Linked DNA regions of Homo sapiens: region 1 is linked to region 2. A link is a loop called in an ENCODE intact Hi-C map of the cell type or tissue named here. Cell type or tissue: Caco-2. All regions are shown on one strand. Links, peaks and the distances in the headings refer to the core of each region. The heading gives the core; the rest is flanking DNA.

Region 1 (6,686 bases), core at 702-5,701, 89 kb before region 2:
TAGTGTCTGGTAGGCCCCAAATAATCACAAGACAGTAGTTTGCTTCTTAGAAGAATAAAGCCTGTTTCAATGGTAGGTAACAGGAGCTAGGGGCCATAGGAAGATAGGTAAGACAGCTAAGTAGTAATATTCCCAGTCTATGGAATCCTGAAAGAGTGGCTATGAGACTGAAGGAGGGAAAGGATGAACAGCTGAGACCAAGGTAGCCATACTACTTAACCTAAAGAAAGGTAAAATGCAGAGATATAGCTTAGACAGGTTAGATCAGCAAAGGCATTTCTTGCGTTAACTAAAGGAGATTCTGTATCTTCTCATTAGTATGTGTTCTGGTGAAATTAAGCTTATAACTGATAGAAGGGAATGGATTCACTCGCTATACTATCATAGGAAAATAAAAATGGTCGTAGGAACTTAGGAAGGAGATGATGGGCATAATCTTTTTGTACTGAGCGGCAGCAAGGCCTGGGCAAGATCAAGATATGAAAACTGGGTTCTGGCAAGGACCCTATTTTTAAATTATCTGATGTTGAGTAATTCACTTGCATTCCTTAAATTGTCAATTTTCTATCTGTACTATGAGGACCCTGAGCTTTCTCCCTTCTATATAATTCTATGCCTAAGAGGAGAAAAAACAAACAAACAAAATGATCAATCAGTTTCATTACAAATTTCAAGGGAGCATTTTTTTTATTCTCTTTGTTCTACATTGGCAGGAAGGCAGAGCAAGGTGGGAACTGAGGATAAGGGATGAGTGCTGAAATGTTCTTGGTTTCCTCTCCAGATAAGCAGAGAGTTTAAGCTTCATTGTTAGCCTGCCGCTTCTCCAAGTCTGGATATCATCCTCAAGTGCTACATTCTAGATCTGTTACCAGTGTGATGTGCTTTTAGAGGTTAGGGTATTACCAAGGGGACTGCCTAAACTGCCTGAAATAGATGATGTCTAGGACTTTTGGATGAGCGAGGATCTTTTATTTTAACTCTCTGCTCTGAGTTTGCAACCACAATTTAAAAGAATAAAAAACAAAACACAAAATGGGGTAGTATTACAATTGCCTGCATAGTGGGAATTTTCTGAAGGCAAAGACATGATAAGAAACAAAATGATATGCCCGGTTTCCATGGAAATACAGGATAGAGCCTTGAGGAAGTAGAGGTCACTTAGTTCACTTTTTTTCCATGCAGGAGTCCAACAGGTGGCTGCCTGCCTTTGCTCAAACAATCCAGTGACAAAAAACATAGTCAAGGAGCAGTCTTCCTTGTTTTGAGTCCCAAATTATATTTTTTTTGTATTTCCAAAAGATCACATAGAAAACTCTATTTTAAAATAATCTTACGTTTAATGAAAAGGGTAGTGGCATTTTCTAAAAAAATCTATAGGAGTTATTCTGAAAACACTTATTTTGGAAATATTTTATTTTTCTTTTTGGGTTGAAAGTTACTGAGTAGTCACTATACAAATATTGTGCTGTATGTTCTACATCAATTATTTCCAATTATTTCATTTAACCTCCACAACAAGATATAAATAAGCACTACACTACTGTGCTCGTTTTACAGAGTAAAAAACAGTGCTGTGCCTCAGGAAACATTTATGGCTAATTGATGGAACTTGGATGTAAGCACAGACTCATAATCATAAAGTTAAGTTACTATGAAACAAATTTGTAGCTTATTTTTCATTAAATATAGGTTTTTACATGGGACTTTTGGAGAATTTTACAACTCAAAAATGTCAATGATCTTATATCAATAATTTTAACCAAGGAAACAATCATTAAAGAGACAATTTTCCCCTGAGCAAGAAACCGAGTATCAAATTCCTGTTACATAACTATGCTGCATTATCTTTCAAGAGGTTGATGGTAGAATAATATACAGGACATCATTTGTCTTGTTTTATATGATGGAATAACAACTTAAGTGGCAAAATTCATGGCATCAAAGGAAAAAAAAAGACACTGGCTCTAACTATGTGGCAGTATTATAGATAGAAGGAAGGGCATCTAAACTGCACTAGGAAATGAAAATCAAGTTATGTCAGCAACACTGAGAGACAAGAAAGAGATCTAGTCTAAGACCTGATAAATTTCTTTTTTCTTATCTCAATCCAGAAATGAATCTTTTGAACAATCTATTTGAATGTGTAGTACACCAGTAAATACAATGCCAGTGCCAGAAAGATATATATTCCCATGTTAACCGTATCATCTCTTTTAGTAATGATTTTATTGCTGTTTCTGGCTGCTCGCTTGGTCTAATGTGCTCTCTCTTGCTGCTTCATTGCTCGCATGAGCAACAGCTAATCTATCATCCCCTTTCTACAGCACCTGTCACTGTAGCTTTTATGAGTTGTAAATGAGGACTGCACAGCTTATGCCCACAGAACTAACACATGAACATAATCTTTCATTAAGAAAGGTTTTTTTCTTTTCATTAATTAATTTAACTCATGCTTACCTATCACTGACCTTTATATTTCTAATGTTTGCCTCTACAAGCCATACCTTGCTCTCTGAGAAAAACGAACAAAAATTTGGAAAATGTTCCTAAGGTGCTCAAAACTGCTGTCTCATCTAGCAGTAAAAGATTCCTTTTTGGTGAACCACAAATTTTCTTCCCTTTGTAATTTCAATGTGTGTAGCATTACATAAAATACTTATGTTTCAGTAATTGCACATGGTTTTCAAAAATTCTACTTACAAAAATGATGGCATGTTGGCAAACTGTGGTAACAATCAACTTAGAACAATCCACAAAATTCCATGACTATAAGCTCCTGGGTATATATTTTTCCCTACTATTATCTTGGTACATTTTTTTTGTCAGCATGCCAGCCCTCCAAGTGCTTGTCATGTCTCTTCCCTCATCAATCCAATCACCTCACTGGCTGACTGCTTAACAAAAGAGAGTTCTGGTACCATGGGGTTTACTACCACCTTTTCTAGGCCTACTAATGTTTACCTGGCTTCGTTTAGATTTGATCTTCTTGCTAAATGTGAAGAGCAGGACTCCACAAATGAACACTAACTATTCCAGAATATAAAAATCACCTTGATTATTTCTACTAAGTGAGGTTTCCTGACCAACATGTTGTGAGTTGAACTGTCTCTTCCTAAAAGGTATGCTGGAGTCCTAATTCCTGGTACCTCTGAATGTAACCTTATTTGAAGATAGAGTCTTTGCAGATGTAATCAAATGAAGATGAGGTCATACCAGATGAGAATGTGCTGAGTTCATTGACTGATGTCCTTTTAAGAGAGCCTTGTGAAGACACGGACACAGAGATACACACAGGGAAAACATATTGTGAAGACCGAGGCAATGCAGCTGGAATTCAAGGAATGTCAAGAATTACTGGCAACCACCGGAAGCTAGGAGAGAGGCAAGGAATAGATTCTTCCTCGGGTCTCCAGAAAGAACAAACTCTGCAGACACACCTTGATTTCAGACTTCTAGCCTGCAGTACTATGAAAAAACAAATTTCTGTTGCTTTTAGCTACCCAGTTTGTGGTAATTTGCTACAACAGCCCTAGAAAACAAATACAGAAGGCAAGAGGTACAAGATAAATGGAGGTACAAGAAATATTACGCACAATATGCAATATATGTACTATCTTATCATTCACAAAACATATCAACTGACAATAAAATTTAGGCTCATGACTCAGTGGGGTTTTAGTTAAAATATCACTGAGACCATGAGATTTCCAGAAGGCAATTTCTGCACTTAATAGAAAAGTCACAACTTACAAATTCATATGAAAATTGAACTATCAGTGAAGTGAGCATCAAGTCAGGGAGGGAGGTAATCGTGCTAGCAGAAAGATACTTAGCATCATAATTTTTTGTGCACCCTACTTTGAAACACTTGATTTTTTTTTTTTTACTAAATAGATCCAGAAAACAAGCAATGATACAGTGTTGCAAGTCTGCTGCAAAATTTCCAAGTACTAGCATAATTTGTTCTACATATTTCTTCAAGACAGTCTGTTCTCTCCATGCAATTCTGCCATCTACTAATTTTGATATTTACTGATCAAGAACAGAGATGCCTCAGTTGTGGGAAAATTGCTTTTTGTTCACTGTTTCAACATTAAGTGTTCTGTAGAAGGCATTATCTAGAAATATGACAAAAGATGGAGAAAAAACAGTTGGGAACATTTCGTCCACTACTTACCTATTATTTATGCTATCTTTGCTGTCAGCTAAATAAACATCAAGTTTATGGATGAAAGAGCACGATCACCTCCAGGGTTCTTGCACATGGCAAAGTTTCAAGTAATACAATTTCTTTTTTCATTTCATTTCCATCATCTCAGCCTTGGTGTAAGAATTAACCTTGACTCGCCTCTACCCTTACCATTTCACCTGTTCACATAGGTGTAGGGTGTCCTCTATTGGTGCAGATGTCGGCAAAAGCCCTTGTCTAGTTCTTCTCACTGATCGTTAATCATTACTGCAAGGGTATTTGTTATTTTCCGTTGGTTATTACGACAGAAAAAAAGCTGGTAATGTCAAAATTACTGGTTTTGTTTCATTAATTATATCCTACTATCTCCTGGCATGAAAGGGACATGGCAATGCTGGAGTGTGGTAAGGGCGCAGACTCAAGTCTTGGATTTGAAAATCTACTTTGCCATTTCTTAACTGTGAAAAAGTTTATTAACAGCTCTCATGCCTCTTTTGCTAATATGCCCAGCATACGACTCCTGCCTCATGGATTTGCCGTAATCAAGGTCTGGCATTGATTTATTTGACAAATGCTTACTAAGTACCTATTATGAGCCAATGTTTTAGGTTAAATTTCTGTCTTCTTGGAGTCTACAATATAATGGATGTTTTACCAAATTATAATCATATGCCAAGCACTCAATAAATGTTATTTCTATTGTTATAACTATGATCATTGTAACAATTATTGAATTACTAAATATAAATGTCCTTTCGCTTAAGTTTTATTTTCCATTGACAGCAGAGAATCTATTGCATGCATGAGATGGTTCTTGTCTTTAGAAAACTTCACTCTTAAGATAAACACAGGTAGTCACAGTAATTAGAACATTTCTAGTACACAAAGGCTTACTTAGATTTGATTTACAATAAGTTCTCAATGTTGTCAAAAGGGTCTTGGAAATTGCTACTTTAAGCGAAAAAACATATAACCAAGCCATTTTTATTTTTTTCTCAACAATGTTACAACAAAACATTGAACAAAATGACATTATTCAAGGACCTGCTGTACATCATTTTGCTTAAAGTCACAGTTTCCAAATACCTATCAACAACATCAAGTGAAGACTTACTCTAATACTTCATTTATTTCTGCAATTTATTTATTTATTTATGCATTTATTTATTTATTAATAGGTAAAAGCCATGAGTACATGACCTAGCAACCAGATAGTTACTTAAAATCATCCATCAGGCACACATTTTATTATCAAAGAAAATATAGTAAAACAGCATGTGGCCATTTGCTTGCTATAACTGAGCTCAAGGATGATTAAACAAGTTTCAAATTTTTCTACTTATGAGCACACATTCTTTATTTTTTTTGTTTTATAAATCTAAATGGGTTCTGAGTACAAAAAATAAAAACTAAAAATCAAAATTATTTATATTGATAGTTATTTAATTTAAGCTACATGGCTGAAGGAAACTCCCCCAAAATATTTATAGGTTTAATTCTATTGCTTCATATGCAGTTTTGGGTTTATCAGAGCAAAAACAAATTTTTTAAAAAATGTAAAAACCAACATTTTTGTTTAATTTCTCATTGTAGTCCATAAACATCCGCATTATATATATGAGTAAATCTAAGGATTTGTTTTTCTTACAAAGAAACAGTCTAATCTAAGATCCTTTGAATTACAAAAATGTTTGAGATTTTGTTCAAGGTATTGTGGAATAACAATGCAGTTATAAAGTATTTCAGCTTTCAGTGTTAATTGTTAAAGCAACTGTTTTTAGTTATCTCTAACTTTTCCCTGTAAACTGGTGTTTGGGCTAAAGTTTTTGAAAATGGTCCTTGAATAGAAAAACAACATGATTATTGAATATAAAATTGTACATATTTTTATAAAAAGACATTTCCTCTGTTTTTTAAAAAAGCTCTAAGTTCTTAACAAAGCAGTAAGTTAGATTAGGTTTTTAAAAATAACCTTTTAATTTTAGACTAATTTAAGATTCACAGAAAATTTGTAAAGATAATGCAGAGAGTTCCTTATATTTCACACCCAGTTTCCCCCATTATTAGCATCTTACATAAATACAGTACCTTTGTAATGCTGAGCAAAGCAATAATGATACATTACTGTTAACTAACATCCATATTTTACTCAGATTTCCTTAGTTTTTACCTAATGGCCTTTTTCTGTTCCAAGGTTCCATCCAGGATACTACATTACATTTGGTTGTCATGTCTTTTTAAGATCTTCTTGTCTGCGACAGTTTCTTTGTCTTTGATGACTTTCACAGTGTTAAGGACTGCTGGTCAGGTATTGTCTGACCAGAGAGACTTAATGTTTTTCTCATGATTAGACTGAGGTTATGAGTTTTGGGGCGGAAGACCTCAATGGTGGAGCCACCATTTTTAACACATCACATCACATCAAATCAATGTTACATATTATCAACATGACTCATCATTCCTCATCTTATCTTTGATCACCTGGCTGAGGTAGTGT
Region 2 (6,686 bases), core at 916-5,915:
ATCAGGAGAGGTATATGGTGAGATTTGCTTGGTAGTTTTTTGATACAGAGTAGATAAATATTCTATATATTTTTAATCTAACATGAAACTGAACTGATTTATTTCTTATATATTGAATCCTTAGTTAACTCAAAATTTTACTGGTGGATCTACCGATAATGATGTCGATTTTAGAGTAATCCTCCAATGAGATGCCTTTTAAAGGATTGTGTTTTCTGTATACATTCTCATATTTGTTAAATGGCAGTTATTAAATCAATACTTAATTACTGCTCTCAACTGTATGTCAGAGAGAATGTCTTATAGATTCATCTGGTTGGAAGGCCCCCTCAGTAATATATTATTGAACTGACCTTCACATGAGCAGTACTCTGTTCTGCTTCCACATTATTTAACTTTAATTTTGGTTCACTATGATGACTGTATTTTACAGCCTCTCAGTAAAAATAAAATCCAATTAATGTAAGGACTCAAATAGAAGAGAGTAAAATTAAATGTTGCTGTTTACCATCTAGATGAAAGTAGTCAGGCAACACCTAACCCTGTAAGTACACACAAATACAGGTCAAGATCTCCAAACCAAGCAAGTATATCACAAATCTTATACAATAGTGGACTTGTCTATTGCTCTTTTCAATTCCAGCAGCTTTTGCTTTACATATTGTGACACTCTGTTGTTAAGTGCATACCTGTTTAAGAGTTTTCTGTTTTCTTGGAGAATATATCTTTATCATTATATAATGCTTCTGTTCATTCATGATAATTTTTCTTTTTCTAAAATCTTCTTTCTCTGAAATTAGTACAACTTTCCAGCTCTACTTTGATTAGTGTTAGCATGGTATTAGGTTGGTGTATCTGTGTTTTGATCTCTGTCATTAATATTTGAATATTTCTTGTGCTTCATTTTCTCATTCTTCTTGTATTTCAATTTCATTACATTACTTTCAATGCCATTTGCAAAACCGCAATTACTTTTGCACCAACCTCCAACCTACCTTGCTCCAACCCTTTCACTTTTCACTTTTGATTTACCCGTGTCTTAATATTTAAATTGAGTTTTTTATAGACAACATATTATTGGGTCTTGCTTGTTATCCATTCTGGCAATCTCTGTCTTTTAATTGGCGTTCTTAGACTATTCACTAAACTTAAGTAGTTCTTACTTGGCTTCACTAACGTGGTTGGGTTATATCTCTCATACTTGTAATTTTTATTATTCCCTACATTTTTCTTTGTTCCCGCTCTCTACCCCAACCTTTTCTGCTCTCTGTCAAAATTACTTGAGAATTTTATAGGATTCTATTTTCTCTCTTCTTAGCCTACCATTTATAGCTTTTATTTATTTATTTATTTATTTATATTTATTTTTTTTAATTATACTTTAAGTTTTAGGGTACATGTGCATGGCACATTTATAGCTTTTAAAAAATTTTTAGTAATTGTCCTAGAGTTTGAAATATACATTTTTAACAAACCTAAGTCCCTCCTGTCCCTTATGATATTGCTGTCATTACTTTCACTTATCCATATGCTGTAATCACCCAACACATTGACAGTGTTTACTTCAGACACACATTTATCTTTTAGATCAATTAAAAATAAGGAAAATGAAATATTGTGTTTTTACCTTCATTCATTTATTCTCTATGCTCTTTCTTTACGTAGATCTAAGTTTCTGACCTACATTATTTCCCTTCTTTCCCAAAGAACTTCTTTTAAAATTTCTTGCAGGGCAGGTCTGCTGGTAATGAACTCCTTCATTTTTCTGTTTGAAAAAATCCTTATTTCTACTTCATTCTATATTAAGGATAATTTCACTGAATATAGAATTTTAGATTGGTGGGTTCCTTTTTTTCACAATACTTAAAATATTTTACTCCACTATTTTCTTGCTTGTGTGGTTTCTGAAGAGAAATTCAACGTAATTCTTTTTTTTTTTTTTTTTTTTAAATTTTTTTTATTATACTCTAAGTTTTAGGGTACATGTGCACATTGTGCAGGTTAGTTACATATGTATACATGTGCCATGCTGGTGCACTGCACCCACTAATGTGTCATCTAGCATTAGGTATATCTCCCAATGCTATCCCTCCCCCCTCCCCCGACCCCACCACAGTCCCCAGAGTGTGATATTCCCCTTCCTGTGTCCATGTGATCTCATTGTTCAATTCCCACCTATGAGTGAGAATATGCGGCGTTTGGTTTTTTGTTCTTGCGATAGTTTACTGAGAATGATGGTTTCCAATTTCATCCATGTCCCTACAAAGGATATGAACTCATCATTTTTTATGGCTGCATAGTATTCCATGGTGTATATGTGCCACATTTTCTTAATCCAGTCTATCATTGTTGGACATTTGGGTTGGTTCCAAGTCTTTGCTATTGTGAATAGTGCTGCAATAAACATACGTGTGCATGTGTCTTTATAGCAGCATGATTTATAGTCCTTTGGGTATATACCCAGTAATGGGATGGCTGGGTCAAATGGTATTCCTATACTCATTTCTCTACAGGTAAGGTATTCGTTTTCTCTGGCTTCTGACAAGATTTTCTCTTTTGTTTTCAGTTTTCTACAGTTCGAATGTAATATGAATAGGTGTCAATATTTTATATTTATCTTTCTTCATGTTACTTGAGCTTCCTATATCTGTATTTTGATCTGTCATTAATATGCGAATATTTATTGTGCTTCATTTTGTCATTCTTCTTGTATTCCAATTACATGTATGTTAGACCTTCTGAAATCATCCCACATTTCTTAGATGTTTTGTCCTTTCTTTAAAAAACAAACAGACAAAAAAACTTTTTTCTCTTTACCATTTAAGTTTGGGAAGTTTTCATTGACCTGTCTTCAAATTCAATGATTCTTTTCTGACCTTTGTCAACTCTACTAGTAAACCTATTAAAGTTATTTTTTAATTTTTGATACGGTGGTTTTGATTTCTAGAATTTCCTGTTGATTCTTTCTCAAAGTTTATCTCTTTTTATATAATCAATATGTTCTTTCATACATTTTCCATGTATGTCATATCTAATTCTAGTCTGATGCATGCTTTGTCTCTTTAAATTGTGTTTTATCTTGTCTTTAGGAATGCCTTGCAATGTTTGGTTTATGACTAGATGTAAGGTAAATACTCCTGTAGTGAAAGAATTTATAGGAATCCGTTTAGGAGTTGGACTGTATTTAATGTTTGTTGTAGCTATCAGTGCTAGCAGCTTTAAATTCCTCTAGCATTCTTGTTTCTGTCTCTCTTTTTGATTATGTACTTTTCTAAGTACTTTACCGAGACAGAGTCTGAATCTTGCTGGGTTTTTTTGGTTGGTTGTTTGCTTTTTTAAACAGTAATCCACTGTCATTATGCTGGAATCCTGTTGTGGTAACCATAAGGTGGTAGGGAAGGAAAGCATTCTACATTCTTATGATTAAGTCTTAGTCTTTCAGTGACTCTTCGTTGTGACTTTACAAGGGTTTTTGCTGTGGCATACCTTCCCCTAATCCCCTTTAAGTGAGACAGGAAGGCCAGAGGGAGCCACAGTGAGATGATGTCCTTTCCCAGCTGGAATGAGGCTCTGGTGAGGTGTTTTCTTCTGGAGAGTAGGCCTGTGCTATGGAGAACATGCTGGGAGTATTTCACCACGATTATCCTTCCTCTGACCCCACCAGAGGTTCCATGGGCTCTTTCTCAGATCTTCATTGTAAAAACCTGGTGGGATTCATGGAGGTAAATCCTACAAAAGTGTGGGGACATCCTAAAACTACTACCCCCAGGAGTTTCTCACTCTCAAACTAATCCATATTCAGCTTTCAGACATTCATCAAAATTAACACTTAAGTGCTCCTACTAGTTTGTGGCTCCAGTGGCTTCTGCTCTAGGTAAGCAGATTTCAAATGACACTCTCTTAGTTCATCGTTTTCTCCAGCTTTTGGAATAGTGGATTGTCCTTGTCAGAGTTCAGAAGACAATACCCCAAAGTATGACGTGTTGGTGTGCTGCATACTTTGAACTAATGAAGACTAAAGGGCCTCAGAAGCAAGGTCTTTCTGACCTTCCATCCTCCTGTCTCCAACCCTTCTTCCTGCCCCTGATCAAGTCATAGAAGCCAGAATTCCTCTTCCCCAAGGCAGGTCATAGAAACTAGAGCTCCTCTTTCCCAAAGAAAACCACAAAACCAAAAAAGGTCTCCCTTCTCTCTTCTGCCTTAAAGATCCTCATTTCAGAGAAAGCCTGCTCCATACCTGGGAGGAAAGAATGTGACATAGAGAAGCCAGCAAAAATCTGGACAGACAGGACTTACTGGGTCCTCCTCCCCTCAAGCCTGTTACCACTAGTTCATATTCTTTTGTTCAATCACTGTCCTACACGGCTGTTTATTCTTCGTTGAACCTAAGCATAAAAATGGACAGTTTCCCATTGGTCCTTGGGTCTTCATTTCTGAAGGCTCCCATAAATCTTTGATTAAATAAATTTGTTAGGCTTTTCTCTTGTTAATCTCTCTTTTATTACAGGAGTGACAACTGTGACCCTTATGATGGTGAGGAAAGGTATCACACCTGCATCTAACACCTTGCAACTTTAGTTCTCTAATGGGTTCAAGAAACGTGGTCGATTTTGTAGTGGTTCAGCTTTTTCTTGTAAAAATGGGCTCTTTACTGTTCGAGCTAAAACCATTCATCTAAATATTACTTGTAAAACCTTTGTTTTCCTTATATATCTGTGCATATGTACTGGGTCATGATGTAAAATGTAGTTCTTACTAGTTGTTCTTAGTAGGGTTCAAAACATTTCAAAATACAGTGACATGAAGCAGAGAAAATAAGGCTCTGGGCCCATTTCTGCCAAGGCAGTTTCCATCCAACCAAACAGGTTCAGGTAACCATCTTGAATATTGCTACAAAGCAGCCAACATTTTGGGAGAAAATTTCTCATCAATTTAAAGAATACAACAGTTGAAACGAATACTTAAATAAGTTTAATTATGATAGTTGGTAAACAGTGGTTTATTTATTTATTACAGATTTGTTGTTTAATCATGAAGACAATAGTATGTCTTGGTATATCTTGGAAGCATGGCATATTCATTTTCTGCTTTTCTTATAATTAATTTGAACTTTGACATGTTTTATTCTTTATACTGCTCTCACCCAGTAGGTATACTGAGCAAAAATTCTTAAGTAATGTGAATAATTATATTTGACATCTTGATCTGCTATTTGGGAAATATTATTTAAGTGCTTCTTAATTTGCAATATTGATATTTCTATAGTGTCTTTAGTCTAACTAAATTTAAATTCTGAAACTAATTAGTTAGAAAATTTTATTCATTAAACCACTTAAGAATGTGACATAATGAAGTAGGGGGCATTGAGACAAGAAAGAAAGAAAAGGAAAGAGACAGAGTTTTTCTCATTTCACTTCTACACATGCTTATCCATGACAGAAAGCAGTGTCTGAAATGTTTATAAATGTTTAGTATGGAGTTTTTCCTTCTTATAATCCAACTTCAGTCTAAGCTGTGCAAGGAAATCCATACACATGCCTTCCACACAAACAGAAGTCTGTAAATGCTTTGTAAATAGACTGCATAATCACTATATTTTAAAAGGAAAAAATGTTCAAAATGTGTTTGACATGATCTTTAATTTAAAATATTTTTGCCACATTTCCAAATTCATAACAAGATTGAGCATCTTTTTATTTCAAAATATTTTATAAAGTTCACATTTATGAGGTTTAATAAGATGATTTTATTCTCTGATCAGGAAAAGACATCATAAATGTAAAAACCAAGCAGTTTTACATTTATATTAAAATATCCAGAAATTAGTATTAGATTAATATTAGATTTTGATTTTAATACAATTATTGTTGCAATTATGGTTATTCCATCTGGAATTTTAAATCTGATACAATTTATCATGCTATAAGCAAAGCTGGATAATCAAATGATTAGCTTTGTAAGTGAGATGAGGAAAAGATGAGAAGATTATATGTACAAATTGCACCATACTGATAAAATAATGGGAAAAAATGCTTTTCAGAGTAACAAAAATATACCAGAGACTTGGGGGAAAAAAGAAAGAAAGGGAAAAAAATAGAGTTTATTAATAAAACTCAAAATAAATTGCTAATCCAAATGTCACAAAAAAGCAAACAATTTTAGTCATATGTTTAGTGGTTGCCATAAATTAAAATGCTCTCTGCTGACATATTTAAAAATGTATGATGTTACTGGATGTCATTTCATTACACAGTATACAAACTAATTTCTCATAATTTACATGTTCTTACTTTTGCAAATCCAGATTAATAATAACAACCTTGGGTATGTGAAAACTAAACACAGGAAACACCTGCAGAACAATATTAGTTTTTGTAAGGAAGTGAAACCATTTATTATAAATTTATTGGAAGGAACTCAGGATAATGTTTTATGCTTATTAAATCATAAACATTCTTACCTAAAGCTTTCATGCACCAGACTTTCTTATTCCAAAGGGCTGGCCGTGTTCTAATGCGCTTATTACTTGATGTAAATTCAACCTCTACAGTATCACCAATTACTTCATCTCTCAAAATTATGAATATTTCACCAGGATTCTGTAAGATGAAAATGTAACCCATTTAAGCATTTGGAAAAGTTTACATTAACCAAAGAACCCATTACATTTCTTTATAATTAAGGTA

The links. Peaks named below come from ENCODE experiments on the same cell type or tissue, not always from the same donor. Only the 100,000 strongest peaks of a DNase experiment are listed, where the experiment ranks them.
Region 1: it touches region 2 in a loop (11-fold over the local background); 1 of 110 quality-filtered maps calls a loop at or near these places.

What each region holds. Positions count from the first base shown.
Region 1 is chr4:101,950,741-101,957,426 of GRCh38, reverse strand. The region is part of intron 7 of BANK1 (B cell scaffold protein with ankyrin repeats 1); the gene reads right to left. Among named protein-coding and RNA genes, the nearest start is that of BANK1, 160 kb to the right of the region's middle. RefSeq lists enhancers at 3,201-3,495, 3,073-3,623. In Caco-2, for the core only: no CTCF peak of the experiment used is centred there; a DNase peak (open chromatin) is centred at 3,326.
Region 2 is chr4:101,862,439-101,869,124 of GRCh38, reverse strand. It overlaps BANK1 (B cell scaffold protein with ankyrin repeats 1), which reads right to left. Exons shown (of 17, transcript NM_017935.5): 4 at 6,461-6,599. Among named protein-coding and RNA genes, the nearest start is that of BANK1, 75 kb to the right of the region's middle. In Caco-2, for the core only: no CTCF peak of the experiment used is centred there; DNase peaks (open chromatin) are centred at 3,474 and 4,274.